2 separate regions of the Homo sapiens genome follow, and region 2 is linked to region 1. A link is an interaction called in ENCODE POLR2A ChIA-PET data of the cell type or tissue named here. Cell type or tissue: HepG2. All regions are shown on one strand. Each heading gives the region's core, and the rest is flanking DNA. Links, peaks and the distances in the headings are about the cores only.

Region 1 (2,910 bases), core at 189-2,688:
TATGTTGAAAGGAGGCTTTCTATTCACTGTTTCCTAATGGTGGCATTATTCATCTCTGTTTCAGATAAGCGCCTAACACAATTTTTGGTTTGGTTCTGCCCTTTTGAAGGAGAATTGTAACTCTTTTCTGCTTATAGAGTTATTGGGAATATTAGGGTAGCAGCCCTTTGGAATATTTTTGTCTTAACACAAAGCAGAACGGAGAAAGTGAGCTTAATGTCACAAAGAAGTAAGACCCGTGGTGGGAGCAGGAGCTTGCCTACGCAGCCTAGCAGCCCGCAGCTAGCAGCTCTCACTGGGCCCCCTGGCCCAGCAACCCTGGCCTAGCTCAGCAGTGGCTGCACGCACCCCAGAGAAGCACAAGATCCCGCGGGGAGCCTGAGAACAAGTTCGTAGCTTATCTAAGAAAGCCGTCAGTGTTGATCAAGGGTATGGCTTCTGATAACATTTTCACTCCAACTCCAAACAGAATGACCTAACTTGCCACTCCTGTGAACGTCTGAAGTAGGTTTAGTCACAAAGAAGAAAGTACTAGAACCCTTGCAATAATTTTGTTTGTTTTCATGCTTATTACTCAGCATAGGTCTAGAAAAAGGCTGGCAAACTTATTCTGTCAGGGACCTGGTAGTAAAGATGTTAGGCTTTGTGGGCTGGGCTGTACGAATACCCAGCTCTGCCGTGCAGCCACAGACCATCCACAAGCAAATGGGCTTGGCTGTTTCCCAGTAAAACTTTATTTATAAAAACACTGGGCTCCTGGGGCTGGATTTGGTCTGTGGCCAGCAGTTTGCTGACACCTGGTCTAAGAAGACAAGTGTATAATGTTCTCTAAACACCTCGACATGGGCTTTGCTCAGTAGCCAGGTCTGGGTCTCTGCTTTCTAGAAGCTCCCAGAGGCCAGGGCGGAGTAGGGCTGTGTCCCTCCCATGAGCTGTGGGAGGGCTGCTCTCCGCCCAACAAGGTCTCTGCCCTACCTCCCTGCCCTCTGTCCGGAATCCTCTTCTGCTTTCTACCCAGAAATTCTCAGAGTGCAAGAGGCTGGGCTCCTGGGCGCAGCAGGAGCTCTGAGTCTTTCTGGTTCCTACATGACTGAACTAGGCATTGGAGCCTCTTCCCCGTTGTCTCTAAACCTAGATTTTACTTCCTGAACTTCTGGAACATGAAGCTTGCGCTCTATCAACCAAACCTCGAAGTCTCCCAATTATAAAAGAACAGCAGGGCCGGGCGTATTGGCTCATGCCTGTAATCCCAGCACTTTGGGAGGCCGAGGCGGGCAGATCACTTGATCCCATGAGTTCGAGACCAGCCTGGCCAACATGGCGAAACCCCATCTCTACTAAAAATACAAAATTAGCCAGGGGTGGTGGTGGGCGCCTGTAATCCCAGCTACTCAGGAGGCTGAGGCATGAGAATTGCTAGAACCCAGGAGACAGAGGTTGCAGTGAGCCCAGATCACACCATTGCACTCCAGCCTGGCCAACAGAGATACTTCGTTGCAAAAAAAAAAAAGAAAAAAAAAAGTAGAAAATCTAGGACCATTATGTCCATGGAGAATCAAACAAGCTCACCGGAATGTTTTTGAACTTTACACACATTTGCAAACAGACTGAAATAACCTGAGTAGGAGACTGGTGGGGCAGATAAATAGTTACTAAATGATTTTGAAGTTCGACTTTGAATAGTTACCTGAATAGACTTTGTTAGCTTTGGTAGATAATATATTTGGTAGTTAGCCCTGTATTCCTATTGTCTTTGCTATTTAATATAGCAAATGTTCAAGAGTTTAGGAGACTAGGAGGCTATGGAAACACAAATCCTGACTTTCGTGTGTTTCCTCCTGCAAAGTGCTCTTCCTTGCTTGTGTTAACAGGAGTACAACAGGAAACCACGTTCCATTAGATAGCAATCCTGGGAAAACCATTGAAAGAAGAAACATTCTGAGCATGCTTTGTGAATAGAAGAGTGGATTTAAACAAATTAACCAACATTTAAATTCCTCATCTGTGGGTTATTGCCAGAATAAATTCAGTGCTTGCCTTGGCCAGAGTTTGTTTGGTTTTAAGGGGCCAAACCCCACCACAGCGTAGTAAAAGGAAGCCTTACCAGAAATACACAGGAAGCCTCTGGGACCAGGGGCAGGTGCAGGAGCTGGAAGGGGGCTGGAAGCAGCGGGGCTCTCTCCTGTCCTCCCTGCCTCCTACCCCAGGTCTCTCCTCTCAGGCTTAACATGGGGAATTGTACATTTTCCAGCATTTCTTTGCAAACCAGCCTTCTCTGCTTGCTTCTTGGTGTGCTTAGTTCCTAGTGGGCATCCCCAGAAGATCATCTCATTTCTAGAATCCTCACACCTCAGAGAGGGTCAAAAACTTAGAAGGACCTTCATATTTGTATATCAGGTTAATAAATATTTATTAATTTGATGGCTTGACAGATTGAATAAGTTTGGTATCTAAAGATAACCAGAAATTTCTTGGCCAAACTTGATATTCCTGGGATGGAGAAGCTACTTGGCTGGACTTGAGCCAGTGTCCAAGATTTGTCCAGCCAGCTGTGAGGCTGTGACTCCCTGCACCATGGGGGCCATACCTTGTATCATCAAGAGGGTTTGCAGAAGAGGCCTGGGCATCCCAAAAGGTACCCACTCTTGTGCTTTCACTTATTCTCAACACCAGGTTACCGAAATCAATGAGCTATCAATTTAACAAGTGACTTAGGTCATGTCACAGCCCAAACAATTTGGTGGGCTGCTAAGCTAGATGCTCCTTAGACCCTGATGTATGTGCAGTTGGTGATCTCTTGGCAGAAGGGGAAGCGTGGACTCTAGTGAAATAGTCTATTCCCATGTCCAGCCTGGACTGTTCTGTCGCTGATTCACTACAAGGCTACATTGGGGCTGGGGAGGGGGGGAC
Region 2 (2,910 bases), core at 168-2,667, 650 kb after region 1:
GTTGGAGGTGTGCTTTTCCCCTGGCCGGAAGTTGTGCTTTCGCTGCTGGTGTCGGCTTCCCATCGCGAAGCAGTTCTCCATTGGTTCGGACTGGCGGGGCTGTTGTGCTGGGCTGGCCGGGAAGGGCTGGCTCGGGGCCCGCAGGAGCCAGGCCACAAGGAGACGGCCCTGGGAAGCCTTCCCTGTGCCCTGTTCAGGACAGGCGAGCAAAGTCACCTGCAAGTCCTTACCGATCCTCTTCCCCAGCAGGGCCCAGCACCTCCTGCCCTCTTCCCGGGCACCCACGGGCTCCTGGAGGTGGTCCCAGCCAGCACGGGCCCCGCGGCCACGCGTCTCACGGCACTGGGAGCCTCTGCAGCCCCCGCCGCACCCCAAGCCTTGCCCTGAGGCCCCCTCCGCCCACACCCCACCTCTTTCCCCGCGGCCACACCCATCTTTCAGGGGTTTCTCCTTCAAACTCCAGGACAAAAACAGCCGTCCCAAATGTTGGGGACCTACCCAGGTCTCAGGCAGACTCTGCTAGCACTAACGTGCTTCCATTCTCTACCTTGTTCCATAGCTGAGTTTTTCTTCTGCGCTCCAAAGGGACTTTGTGAGGGCTCCCTGCCTCCATCCTACAGAGGAGGTGGCATCCTGTGCCACACATGGTCTCTCTTTGGAGGCTGAAGAAAGTCTGGGATCAAGAGTAAGAGGCACAAGGGCTCCCTGCTCCTCACCCAGAGTGTCTTGAACAGAGCAGTGGGAGAGCAGGGACTCCGTCCAGGCAGGCAGGCCACAAGCCCATGGAAGCCCCATGGCCCCTCCACTCACCTTCCTCTTCTGGCTGTGGTCACTGGTGAGGGGAGACATGAACTAGCGCCTGATTCCAGGTGGAAGGAACCAGGTAGAAGGGGAGGGACAGCCTCCCAGCACAGAGGAGACTAAGAACAAAGTGACCAGCCGGCCAGGTCCAGGTTGGCTGCATGTGGCCAGGCAGCTCACGCTGAGAGGGGACGTCACTCCATCTCTCATTCTGCTTATTCTCTCCTTTAGACGGTTAAAATCTATTTTTAAAATTTTCAACCTAAACATCTTTTAAAGTTCAATGTTTTGTATCATGACCTGGGTCCTAAATGTCAAAAAAAAAAAAAAAAAAAAAAAAAAAACCCTGAATTTTGTTTTGCCATTGCTTATGAACATGAGGGAAAGCAGGCCTCTTGGTTGTTTCATGAACCTTTAAAACATTGAGCAAAAGTTATGTGGTCACAAAATCACACGGTGGTGAGTAAGCTCCGGTGCGAGGTCACCCAAGCAAACATAGCCACGGGGATGACTAAAATGTTCAGGCACCTCTGAAGTGAGTGTCTCAGCTTCAGTTGTTTGCATTTCTTGGCTCTTTTTTTTTTTGCCAGGAAAAGACTCCAACATGTAATCATTTACAGAGAAGAGTCATGTTTCAGCAACATGGAAAAAATGTAAATCAATCTATGAGACTGACCATGGACAAGGACTTTATGTTCCTTATCCAGAAGGAAGGCAGAATTTTCCAACAAAGCTGTGAAATTGTAGGAAAGCATCCAGTCACCAGGTTTCAGAGAGATTTGCTTGTTGGAGATTTATGGCCGATCAGAGAAAACGGTTGGTCAGAGAAAGAGGAAACCCCTCCTTCCAGTCTATAACTTGACCTACTGATTAAAGTTACAGGGTAAAAATGAAGATCTCCCCTGAAGTCAATAATCAATCAAGTAATTAATTCTTAATTGATTAAATTTTCTGTTCATCTGATAAGCATGAGGCCCCAAAAGCAGATGCTAGGCACCATGGGAGACAGATGGGAATTTGGTGTCTCTCTAAGGAGTAGTACTACACCTGCCACGGGTTTCGGAATCCAGAGGACTTCAGATGCATCTAAAGGCATTTTAATTCTTATTAATTATTTAAAAAAGATGTTGGAAAATAGATATATCATTGGCCCATCAAACTTGTGGCTTTTACACGTTTTATTGCTCAACATGGTGCTAAAGTAGATATTTAACTTTAGGCCAGGCACAATGGCTCATGCCTGTAATCCTAGCACTTTGGGAGGCTGAGATGAGCAGATCACCTGAGGTCAGGAGTTTGAGACCAGCCTGGCCAACATAGTGAGACCCCATTTCTACTAAAATAACAAATATTAGCCAGGTGTGGTGGCACATGCCTATAGTCCCAGCTACTTGGGAGGCTGAGGCAGGAGAATTGCTTGAACCCAGGAGGCAGAGGTTGCAGTGACCCAAGATGGTGCCATGGCACTCCAGCCTGGGTGACAGAGTAAGACTTCGTCTAAAGAAAAATGTTTAAAACCAACAGTTTTAAGAAAATAGCAATACTTTTAAAAGTATTTTAAGAAGTAATGTTTTAAATAGATAACAGATACTAAATGCATAATAGTCATATTTTTAAATTAAATAATGTTTAAATAAATAATCAAAAGTTTGAAGGCAGTGTAAATAGGACTAAAATTTAGGAAACACTGAGGTAAGAAGGTACTGCCCTACTCTCAAAGGAGCTTCTAATGAATACCAAGTTAGTAATAGCTGCTGTGCTTTAAATGTGTCCCCCAAATTTCATGTGTTGAAAACTTAACCCCCACATTGATTTGCTGATGATATTTGGAGGTAGGGCCTTTGGGAGGTAATGAGGATTAGATAAGGTCATGAGGGTGCGGCCCCCATGATGGGACTGGTGGCTTCCTAAGGAGAGGAAGAGAAACCTGAGCTGGCGTGCCCATGCCCTCTGGCCATGCGACACCCTCAGCCATGCGACGTTATGATGCAGCAAGGAGGTCCTTACCAGGTACCAGTGCCATGCTCTTGGACTTCCCAGCCTCCAGAATCATAATAATACATACTTTTCTTTGTAAATTACCCACTCTATGGTATTCCATTATAGCAA

The links. Peaks named below come from ENCODE experiments on the same cell type or tissue, not always from the same donor. Only the 100,000 strongest peaks of a DNase experiment are listed, where the experiment ranks them.
Region 2: POLR2A ChIA-PET joins it to region 1 with 9 read pairs; 1 of 35 experiments calls an interaction of 5 or more read pairs at or near these places.

What each region holds. Positions count from the first base shown.
Region 1 is chr6:1,074,724-1,077,633 of GRCh38, reverse strand. All of the region lies in intron 1 of LINC01622 (long intergenic non-protein coding RNA 1622), which reads left to right. Among named protein-coding and RNA genes, the nearest start is that of LINC01622, 25 kb to the left of the region's middle. In HepG2, for the core only: no CTCF peak of the experiment used is centred there; a DNase peak (open chromatin) is centred at 1,603.
Region 2 is chr6:421,304-424,213 of GRCh38, reverse strand. No RefSeq gene overlaps it. Among named protein-coding and RNA genes, the nearest start is that of IRF4, 31 kb to the right of the region's middle. In HepG2, for the core only: no CTCF peak of the experiment used is centred there; a DNase peak (open chromatin) is centred at 1,313.